Linked DNA regions of Homo sapiens: all the other regions are linked to region 3. Evidence: chromatin contacts called from ENCODE Hi-C or POLR2A ChIA-PET data. All regions are on one chromosome and are shown on one strand. The core of a region is the stretch at or near the end of the contact, and the rest is flanking DNA. Distances in the headings are between cores, read along the strand shown.

Region 1 (2,700 bases), core at 180-2,679, 370 kb after region 3:
TTCCAAACCACGCAAAAACATTTGTTTGACTAGGCTTTCTAGTAAAACACCACTCATCTTTCCTTCCTTCCTTCCTTCCTTCCAGTCTTTATTTCTTGACTGTGGTTCATCTTCTTTTTAAAAAAATTATCTCTTTTATATTGAGGCTTTCTATAAAGCTTCTACAAGTGCTTTTTGGAAGTAAGTTGGATTTAAGGCACGTGTAAAAGCCTGTGTCTCTCAAATTCCTCTGCCTAGAGTGAAACAGAATCTTAGTGAGAGATACAAAACAGCATTCTCTGGATTTACCCAAATCCATTCTGCAGCTGCTCCAACCACACACATCCTCACATCAAACTCATCCCCTAAAGTCTGGGATTCTCCAGGGATTATCTTACAGATACTGAGCATGACTGCCCACTGCTATGTGTGGCACCTGCTACCTTCTTCCTCACCTGCCTCTGCTTACGGGACTGGGGTCTCCATTGCTGCTGACAACCAAGGCAGCCTTAGAGAGCAGCACGTCTATGCTGGAGCACAGTGGAGGTGCCCACCACCACCACCCATGACACAGCTGCATCTGCACAGGGTCAAGGACACTGACATCAGCCTGGCTTTTGGGGCTGGCTGGTGCTGCTCTTGCCCCCTGCTTCCTGTAACCTAGGGATGCTTTTGTGATGAACTATTTTTGTTTACACTTGTTTTTTATTCCAATACCCTCATCTCAGGACCCAGGCGCAGGACTTCCCAGGACTTCTGGCCCTGGGCGCTGGGCCAGAAGACATCAGAGTGACAGGCACTGTGCTGTTCCTCAAACCCCACCAGGACCACCCCAGTCTCCATTCTAGTCCTGGTCCAGTGCAACTGAACCTAGTAGGTGCTTCTATTTCCCCCTCCTGTGAAGAGAGTCTTTCCTAGGAGACTCCATCACTCAGGTATGCAGACCCACAGGTAGGTTGAGCCACACATCATCCTGGCATTCACAGACTTACATCTAAATCCTAATCAGGGAGAGGAAGAGGACACAGCTATCTTAAGCTCAGGTTCCAGGTACAAAGTAATGAATGGGTAATTGGATAAATTACTGAATAAAAGAGGGAGAGAGAAATGGAATGAAAAGAAAAAGGGAAGGAAGGTAGATAAGTAAAAAGAAGAAAATAAAAGATTCTGGAAAGTAGTTCCTAACCCAAGTTCCAATCTCTCTCTCTCTCTCTCTTTCTCAATCATGATGGGATGGGGAGGGCAGAGGAATATGTTAGGACAGACTCCTCCACTTCCGTTCAAGTACCAATAACTAGATGTAGAAAGAAAGTATGCAAATTAGAAGACTAATGTTCTAAAATGAGTAAGAGCCTATTTGCTCACTCTTGGCTCTTAGGAAACTAGAGAACTCATGGGGAAGGCAGGCAAACAGAAGCAAGATTTCATCAGAACACTGGCCCCTTGTCAATTTATCACTCTGGTGAAACAGCGTGACGCTTGGGATTTCCCCAGAACGTCAAACTGCAATTTTACATGTGCTGCTTGGAAGCAAGCTGTGTAACTTCCTGTAATAAGGATTTCAAGTATTCAAGCAATAAATCTGAGATGCCAGAGCCTCTCTTAACACTGTCCTGTAGCTCAGCAACTCCAAATTAGCACAGCTCCACACATCCAAAGCCTGGAAAGGGTGGAAGATGAATATGAACGGACAGATCCCTCATGCTCACCCTTGGTGGTGAATTGAGTCATCAGCTGAGTATGGAAAGGAGTGGGGAACAAGCTCACAGGCTCTTTGTCTCCTTCGACTTTTGTTTCACATTTGCCAGGAGGTAAGGCCTTCATACCTGCAGCTGGGTCAAGTATCTGGAAACACGTGGGCTGCCAGCAGAGCCACTTCATGTCAGCATCAGAGTACAAAGTGAGTGTGAGACTGAGTGAGAATGTGAACTGCCAGGGTATTCCTACCCGTGTGGCCCAGGCCTGGCTGCAGGGAGGGCAAAGTCTGGCTGCAGGGAGGGGAAAGGTCAGCTACAGGTCCCACCACACATGTCCTCCAACTGCACTTTCCTTGTTCTAGCTTGGCATCAGCCCACCTTGCTGTGTGCCTTGCATGCCTCCTTCCTCTTCCTTTAGGAGGGGATAGAAGGGTCCAGCTGAGGATAAATACAACAATCAAGTCTTAGATAGCATTTGACAGCTATTTGATGAATGAATAAATAATAGATGCATAAATAAATGAATGAACAAATAAGCCAACAACTGGGTGTCAACAGGCAGACACGCACATTTTACAAATAGGTATTTCCCTACTTCTCCAGCGTGATAGAGTGGAGATCAATGGCTTTCACAATATCTTGTTAAACCTGAAAGTTTAACGAAAATATTCTCTTTTACTGAGTCCTTGTTAAATTAAAGAAAATTAGAAACAGCTACATATAGCCAGGGTAGGGGAAGGGGATGGTTGGGTAAGAAACCGAGAAACTTGAAGAAGGGGAGCAGATCATTCTGGTGGAGTAGGGACACCTGCCTTACCTGCACTCAAACATTCCCAAGTGTCGACTCCCAATTCCCAGTGAAGGCTGGAGGGGTGATGTTAATACCTCACACTGATAATCCACAGTGCCTCTCCTCAGGGTCCGCTGACTCTGACACCTTTCCCTTCCCCACTCTCCTCCCTCTTCCCTTCTAGCTCAAAGTTTGGGTGAGACTGAAAAGCCAATCTGGCTCCCACTTGCAGAG
Region 2 (2,819 bases), core at 265-2,764, 480 kb after region 3:
TTAAATGATGTTGAATGAAATTATGTTATCTGAGGATCTGCTGTGCATATATAGTTCTCTATTTCACTGCTTTGTCTACCTGCAAGTACCACATTATTTTTTTTGTCTATGACTTTGTAAAACATTTTAGTATCTAGTGGTGTGAATCTTCCATTTTATGTTTTTATGTGGTATAGTTGCTTTTCCTAATGTGAACCCTTATTCTACTTTATATATTTTGGAAATAGTTTATCAGGTTCCCTACCCTCTCCCCACCCTAATCCCGCAGAAAAAGAAAAATTTTACCTGAATTTTGGTTGGATTTGCTATGAAATTATAGATTAATTTGGGGGTCAAATTAATATGTTTAAAAGGTTAAGTCAGTTGTGCAGAATCTGGATTTTATAAAAAATAAAAGTAAAATGTTGTTTCATTTATGAAACAGGATTATCAGGGAAACCACTACTGCTGGTCTCAGCTGCTTACAGCACCCAAGCAGTAGTTCACAGAGAAGCTGCCTCGAGTCTGCCACTGTCCCTACTTTTGTCCATAACCATAAATGATGACTTCTATTATCTCTTTCCAAATGTCATGCAAATTCCTCTCAGTAGCAGAATCAAACCCAAAAGCTCCATGGCAAGAGGCAGGGATAATGCCAAGTTGACAACTATCCACCCAGTACAAAAGAAAAACAAAAAGTTCTTAATAAATGTTAAGTGATTTTCAATAAAGTTTAAAACACACAATATCAAAGATATTTTGAGTCGAAGCATATTTTAACTGATTCAGTGATATGACATATTATTTCACTTGGAAGCATTTCAACTATTTTAAGATTTGCAGAGGCTCACATTTAAAATAGGATGAATCTTTCACAAGGAATAGTATTTCTGGAAAGATCAAACAGTCAGTATGATATAGTATTCCCTCACTGCTCACCCCTAGCCATAGGTTTATTAAACTGTACCTAGTAAGAACTTTATAATGTAAGAGGGGCATGAAGAATTTCATGACTGCCCAGACACCAGCAATAAAAATGATTCAATGTGGGGGTGAATATGATTTATTTTACATAATGTACACACTGTGTGTAAATGACTGAGTCATTATTGGTTATAAAGTATAAGTAGAATTATTATCCAGAACAGTGGTCTCCAAACTCTATTGATCATACATCTTTGTCCATAAAGTTGCTTTGATCATACACAAATATGGAAATTAAAAAATAAAATTAGAAAGAGAGTTTCTAACATTTCTTTCCAGTTTCCCAATGGACCACCTTATGCAGCTCTTGTGGGGCACACACCCCCTGTAATGAGCACTGACTTATCTACTCTCCTGTGTTTTGTCCACATTCTTCATCTAGCTGGTCAAAGCTAGGAACTGAATAAACGTTGCCCATTACATGTAGAAGGATGCGTTGATCAAGACCTAGAGTCAATACTAAATTAAGCACAAAACTGATCAAGAACTAGAGTCAAGTTCACTCCACTAAATATCATACCTGCCAGGAGGGGGCAGATGTGAACAGGGCGTAAGAAAATCCCTACTCAGAGACAGAGAATGTGGAAAAAACAAGCAGCTAGAGGGAGGTGGGGCACAAATTCTACAAGACACACTGAAGCCAGCCAGAGATAGCCCATGGCTAGAACAGGAAACAGTCTGAAAACATCAAACTAAAACCAGAATACAAAAACAACTGCCAAAGACAGAATAAAGAAAAATGCTGGGGTTGGGGATTTGGGTGTGTAGTTCACAGTGGTGAGTGGAAAAAAAAAAAAAAAAAAAAAAAAAAACCAGGAGCTTTCATCCAGAAGCCCAAAGCTGGAGTGAAGAAGAGCTTCAGACAGTGCCAGAACAAATTTCAAGAGCCAGGCAGAAATAGTCAGGACTTCCAGGGCTCAGAAGTTTATGAGGCAACTATTTTGAAACTATTCCTGCAAGTAAGACTCTTCTAAAAAAACAAACTAGTATTCTCAGTCTTGTGATTTCTGATCATAAGGAATTCTCATTCTTTCCAATCTGGGAGATATGCAAGGCTCTGGCAGACTTTTTGAAATGTTAGAGCTCAAAACACAAGTCAAGCAGTTATAGCACATTGCTGAGCAGACAGCACACATTCACTGAAGATTTGTTTACCATTGATTTATCCTGCATGAATGATGTTCCACAGAGGAACACTATCCATAGTGAATACCCCAGGGGCCGTGGAATGTGAAGGCTCTAATGCTCTTCAAGGACCAGGTGCTGTTCTAGGCCCCAGGGATACAGCAATGAACCAGATAGACAAAGCCCCTGCCCTCCTCACACTCACAATCTAGTGGGACAACAACAAATAAAGAAACAAACAGATAATAAATTCCAGATAGTGAAAGTTCAGTGAAGAAAATCAAGCAAGGAGATGGACTAGAGTATGCTGAGGGTGGAAAAGGTGGACTCTCCCTTAAAGAGTAGTCGGGGAAAAGACTTGTTTTAGAGATGTGAGCAAGCCTTGGGAATCTCTGAAGGAAAAGCATCCCAGGCAGAGAGAATAACAAGTGCAAAGTTTCTAAGGAATAAATGACTTGGTGTGTCTGAGAACACAGCAGAATGGCCAATGTGGCTGGAGAGGACCGAGTGAGAAGAGAGAATGTTCAAAAAGTGAGATTTGATGTTTAGCTTTTTCTGTACTTGTATAGGCCTGATTATGTGGCTTAGCTAAGGTTTCCTAAAGAATCTTCTAGTAGCTGCCATTGGTTTGTAAAATAAAATTGGGGCTGTAAAAATTCAAAAAAAAAAGTGAGATTTGAGAGGTAAGCAGAGCTTGACTTTGAAGGGTCTTGAAGGTCATGGTGAGGAGT
Region 3 (2,700 bases), core at 13-2,512:
ATACTTTCTCGCTTTAGGCCAAGTGAAAATAAAGGCATCTTCATAAACATTTGCTTTTTTTCTTGGTTCATGATATGACTGTACAAACTGCACTTGTGTATACGGCTTTAAACCCAGACTTCAGGCAGGGGGAACAGTCAGTGCAAAGGCCCCCAAGGCAGGGACGTCAGGAGTCCATGTGGCTTGGTCAGAGTAAGAAGGTGGGAGAGTGGTAGGGAGTGAGGCTCATGGAGTGAGAGGTGGGCAGTGTGGACCTGAGCATGGGCCCCAGAGAAGGTGCAGTTTCAGGACAGAAGCACAAGGTGGCACCGTGACACTCCCCTCAGTCACTGTGGACCGCATGTGCGGTGGTAGAGAAGACACATCTTCTTATCCTCCAAAATGGCTCTGCCAGGGAATGAAAGTCCAGCCGACTCCAGCAAATTAGAAACTGTACTCTTAGGACTGGAAAAGCTTTCGAGACCTCTCAATCAGGGAGGTTTCCATGTGGGGTCCATGATGCCTATGCATGGACTCCAGGACCCAGGGGATCCCCTGAATTGCAGTGTGCTTTTCAGGAGAAACCTCCAACATTTTCACTCCAAGGGGTCTATGACCCAAAAAAGGTGAAGAACCTCTGACTACCACTGGTGCTCCCACCAAGGCCAGACTTGACAAGAACTTCCTCAGCAACAGGCAGCCCCGGCCAATTCCACATTATTACCAGGTGCCTGGAGACCTGTGAGTCCTTTGCTATCTCAGTGGAGGCACCCAGTAATGCTTGGAACCGCTGGGCCTGAGGACACTCGGGCTCTCCTTCCAGAAACTAGAGCTTTTGTGAGGGGCCAGCAAATTTGCATACGTGCACCCGTGCACACACGCACACACCCCTCTCTCCACTGTCTTTAGATTGAAGAAATCACATCTTCTGCACATGAACGTCCTGTTGGTTCTCAAAGGTGCCTGGATGTTTCTGTGATAAGTAAAATATGATTGCACAATGTGGTTACTGAATTTGCAGTCACTTTGATCATTATATAGTTTCTCACCCACTGGATGTTTTATAGAAGTCTAATATAGAATTGATCTAATTGAAGTTTAATATATATTCGACTCTATGTGTCCAATATAATGAATGGGGCAGGGAGTCTGTCAGATATTTTGAGCTAAATGAGAAACTTCATAATCAAAATGGTGGGAGCCACAGTCTGGTGAAAGGGAGGGGTCGTGAGTGATGTCTGATGGCCAACAGGTGAGCTGGGACGGCGCAGGGGGCGCGGTGGGGGCAGGACAGGAAGCTGCGTGGGCAGCAGGTGGAGGGTGTGAGCAGAAGTGAGACTGGAGCCTGTGGGGTTGCTCAAGTGGAACTGCAGAAGGAGATCAAGAATGAGGGAAGATGCAAATTTTTAATTCAGCATCTTCTAAAAAAAAGTCCCAGAAATGACTGTATTTGCTATTGGTGTTTTAAAATATCCATTAAATACCACATTTGCCAGCATCACTTCTCTTATCCCGGCTGCTCTAGCAGCCTGAATTCTGCCTTTTTCTTCCCTGAGAGCTGGGCTCAGGGAACCCGCGTATCGACCTCAGGGGGTCAGGCCTGCAGGTGGGTGGCTCCCCTGGGACTCTTTAAAACCAAACCCCGAGCAGAAAGGAGAGGCTGAGGTTTGGGGCTCCTTTAAAGGCCTCCTCTCAGCTTGTCTCCAGTTCACTGCCTAAGAATGTCCTCCAGACACAGGCTCTGAGGCCAGAGCTATTGAATATTTATCAAGGCCTCCTGGCAGACGTGGGAGACTGAGAACAGGAAAATCAGGCCCAGGCGGGCATCTGTGGAGCCTGCCTGGGTGCTAGCCAGATGCTGCAAGATTCAAGTTGCCCGTTGACTCTGCAGAGCCTGCCCCGCCCTGTCCTCCCTCCTCGGGGAGGCGTGCATGGGCCTGGCTGCTGTCAGGGTGTTTGCTTCTTGTCACCATCCTCCATACTGACTTCCATTGCAAGCCCTGCCCCACTGTGGCTCCATTGTCTGCAGTGGCCTGGGCTGACCAGCTCAGCCTGGAGCCCTGCCCTGGGACGATGCGGGCTAACACAGTGACACAAAGCCCTGCTTTGTGGCCCTGACAGGAGGATTTATCATTAGCTGTGAGATGGTCCCTGGCAGATCCTGGCATGTGGTGAGCAGACAGATCTGTGCTGATCACAGTATTTTGAGTACCCCCAGTTGAATACAGCATCTGGGGCCCTCAAATCTGCCACATGGATCTTATGGCTTCAGGCTCACTGGCACCTTTTGTGTTGGCCGAAGTACGGGTAGGGGGTAGATTAGGAGCACTAGCTTGTACCCAGTGACGTCTGGGGGCTGGTTTACAGGAAAGGCACCCTAAGGTTGTGCAGGCCCTGACATGTGGTCCTCCTGGCATCTGGGGACAGCATGTCAGGTTTGGGGTCTGCCCATCCTTGCCTTGGGCACAGGTCCCCAAACAACAGCAGCATCCCTGTGGGTGGGATATCTGACCAGCAGAAAATGGAAGTGAATATCTCTTTGATCTTGGAGTGAGGAAGAATTTCTTAAAAATAACACACCAAAAAATCACAAATCATAAAAAAGAAAGATTCATGATTTCAACCACGTTAAATTTAAGAACCTTGGTTCATCACAGGTATTTTAAAGAAACTCAGAAGATAAGCCACAAGCTGGGAAAAGATATGTGTAGCACTTAAGTG
Region 4 (2,700 bases), core at 83-2,582, 290 kb after region 3:
CTCCTTATCTTAGCATTGTAGGCCTTCCGGCTGTCATTCAGGCTTCATGGCACTTTATTAATACAATATTCCTTTCCCTTCCCCGCTACATGTCACCTATACTTTAGCCAAATGGGACCACATACTATTGTTCTAACCTGCTCCATAAATTTCTGCCTCCATGCTTTTAGAAATTGTATTCTCTGCATTCTAAATGTTTTCCTGTCATGTTGACCATAGAAGTGCTTCCCTTCCCTGAGATCTGTGGTAAGTGCTACCTCACTTATGACACCCTTCCTGATTTCCTCTATCTAGTGATCTCACTTCCCCATGGACTCTGAGAGCACTTTAGTGGTAACGTGTTTATAGACTTACCACATTCTTCCGGATATTTGAGCTGTTACTGTAACAGAGTCACGATGCTTACTTCCGCACTTGATGTTTTCCAAAATATTGATGGCTGAGAGTGAGAACAATCTGTTTTAATTCTGCCAGTGATTATTAAATTTATCTTTGAAGAAGGGTAGATCTTTGAGTTTTGGAGAAGAATAAGACTTAAGGGAGTTTTAGATTATACAAATGAAAGATAATCTTTTGGAATACAGAGACTCTGGTCCAATGTTTCTCAATTTGGTTTCCACAAAACCTTAAAGTTCAATATGTCATCACTAGGGGTTTGTAAGAGATTTTGATTTAAAACCTAGACATCAACTTTCGAAGTTTGCATACTTTGAGGATAGATAGTGGCTAAGCAGACATGTCAGCAATTTCATTCGGGGTCTTTCAGCCCCATTGTGGCAGTGTGCAATAGGATTGTATTTGTTTGTGCCCAGTTTGGTTTATGATGCAAGCTATGGGAGGTTACTGGTAACTGATGAGTGCTATATTGCACAGACGAGAGGGGTGGTAAATGGATGACATGAGTTTTTCCTTCTCTAACTATTTCCCCTAAACTCCCCTTATGCACTACAGGATGACTCACAGGACCAAACAAGCTTTGCTAGTATAACTAAAAATGAGGGGAAATTTAATTTTCATTCTAAAGGCTCAGCTGCACCCTGCCCCACCTCCTGCCCCCAGTTTTGTTGTGGTTACAAACATGGCAAAACATAGGTTGAAAAAGACTAAAAGTGATTTCTCCAGTGATTGATGAGTTTGGGGGGATTTTTAAATTTTACTATGCTCTTATGTTTTACACTTAACTCATGTTTGTATTTTATAAACATGTTTGATAACCCAATGTGGTAATTTTTGAAGGTGAGATGTGAGATGGAAGAGGAAAATTTTAGGCCTGGGGATAACCCTGATAAGGGTAGTGATGATGAATTATAACCTTCTGAGTCATTTTCCTGTGTGATTGGAACAAAGGACACAGAAAAAGTCCATCTTTATGATGAAAGACCCTTACCAAGGAGCTTCTATAGGCTGATTATCCAAATTTTCTTATTTTATTGAGAATCATCCATGTGAGGAGGCCAGCAAGATTTTTCTGTAAAGAGGCAGGTGGCAAATATTTTAGGTTTTTCAGATCACATGTAGTCTCTGTCACATATTCTTCTTTGTCTTTGTCTGCTTGTTTAAATGCTTTAAAAATGTAAAAGCCAATCTTAGCCCTGAGGGCTGTACCAAAGCAGGCCTCTGGTGAGGTTCGGCCCATGGGCTGTCATTTGCCAATCCCTGCTATGTCAAACAACTTAGAGATGTGGGAATGGCTCCAATAAAAAAAAAAAAAGAAAACCCAAACAAAACAAAAACCCTTAAATATAAGTCATAGGTATTCGAGAAGTAAAGATGCTGATTACTTTAAGCAGCTATTAGAATCTTAAAACAAACAGTAACTCTTGTTAAAAACACACAAACACACAAACAAACAAGAAACAGGTACATTCAGTGAAAAGGACCAGGGAGCAAGTTATTTAGTAGCAGAACTTACTGTCTTAAACAGGAAAAGTCACACAGTTGGTAAGGCTAACAATGTGATCATGTAAAATTACTGTGAATCAAAGGCTAGGAAAAGATGCACTACAAGAAACTGAAAAGGTTCCACAGCCTCAAACAGTGTCATATGGTGAAGTATTGATGACACGTCACACAACTTTGAAGAGGTTTTGTGACATACCCTGAAAAACCGCAGCTTCCTTTTCTAGGTTGATGAGTCAGGGGATTTCACCAATAAATGTCATACTTAGCATTTGTAAGATTTGCAAGTAATTGTGAAATTCAAGAAAACAAAGAGTGGCCCATAACAAGGAAAGGCCAAGATATAATTAATGTTTGGCCTTCATATCTATAAACAAAAGGTCTAAGAACTACATTGACATGAACACTGATAGTGCTCTGTCAAATTTGGTTCTATGAGAGCTTTTGCATCTTATTAAATGAAAAAAGTTTCTCACATTTTCACAACACATTGGCTTCTTCAAAGAGAATGTCAAACATTCTTGGAGATGAAATGAAAGTTTTAGATAATATTACAAAATGGCTATCTTTGTTATATAAAGGCTAACTTGAGAATACTTTTAAAACTGAAAAGGTGTCGATAAAGGCCACAGAAATATCCTGCTATACACAGAAATTTGGTGGCTCAGCAGAGGAAGCATTTTCAACAGGGTGTTTGAGCTAAAAGATGAAATTCAAAAGTACTTTCAATATCATACTGGGCAAGTTTCGTTAAGTGTTTTGATGAACAATGGCTACAAAAAGTTGCCTTCTCAGCGGACA

The links. A loop is a pair of places that touch in the nucleus more often than their neighbours do. ChIA-PET counts read pairs that join two places held with the same protein, here RNA polymerase II (POLR2A). Pooled maps may share reads with other maps.
Region 1: a loop to region 3 is called in a map of sigmoid colon, with 2.8 times the contacts of the local background. The contact joins two enhancer-like sites. A Hi-C loop is called at or near these places in 2 of 168 maps with a recorded cell type or tissue (dorsolateral prefrontal cortex and sigmoid colon) and 9 of 50 pooled maps.
Region 2: a loop to region 3 is called in a pooled map, with 2.3 times the contacts of the local background. The contact joins two enhancer-like sites. A Hi-C loop is called at or near these places in 10 of 37 single-sample maps with no recorded cell type and 5 of 50 pooled maps.
Region 4: a loop to region 3 is called in a map with no recorded cell type, with 11 times the contacts of the local background. The contact joins two enhancer-like sites. A Hi-C loop is called at or near these places in 9 of 37 single-sample maps with no recorded cell type and 6 of 50 pooled maps. POLR2A ChIA-PET finds 5 or more read pairs at or near these places in 1 of 52 experiments (activated T-cell).

The regions. Positions count from the first base shown.
Region 1 is chr7:106,423,707-106,426,406 of GRCh38, forward strand. No RefSeq gene overlaps it. Among named protein-coding and RNA genes, the nearest start is that of NAMPT-AS1, 140 kb to the left of the region's middle. RefSeq lists enhancers at 1,049-2,248, 1,632-1,731. Within about 2 kb of position 1,430, at least 21 of the 41 ENCODE cell types and tissues checked have a DNase peak (open chromatin) inside an H3K27ac peak, as active enhancers do; they include sigmoid colon, where a contact is called at or near this core.
Region 2 is chr7:106,541,162-106,543,980 of GRCh38, forward strand. No RefSeq gene overlaps it. Among named protein-coding and RNA genes, the nearest start is that of CTB-30L5.1, 56 kb to the right of the region's middle. Within about 2 kb of position 1,515, at least 9 of the 41 ENCODE cell types and tissues checked have a DNase peak (open chromatin) inside an H3K27ac peak, as active enhancers do.
Region 3 is chr7:106,056,814-106,059,513 of GRCh38, forward strand. No RefSeq gene overlaps it. Among named protein-coding and RNA genes, the nearest start is that of SYPL1, 54 kb to the right of the region's middle. RefSeq lists enhancers at 1-21, 532-581, 1,427-1,978, 1,662-1,821, 1,852-1,951 and a silencer at 2,292-2,411. Within about 2 kb of position 1,263, at least 17 of the 41 ENCODE cell types and tissues checked have a DNase peak (open chromatin) inside an H3K27ac peak, as active enhancers do; they include sigmoid colon, where a contact is called at or near this core.
Region 4 is chr7:106,344,704-106,347,403 of GRCh38, forward strand. No RefSeq gene overlaps it. Among named protein-coding and RNA genes, the nearest start is that of NAMPT-AS1, 61 kb to the left of the region's middle. RefSeq lists an enhancer at 1,434-2,633. Within about 2 kb of position 1,333, at least 4 of the 41 ENCODE cell types and tissues checked have a DNase peak (open chromatin) inside an H3K27ac peak, as active enhancers do.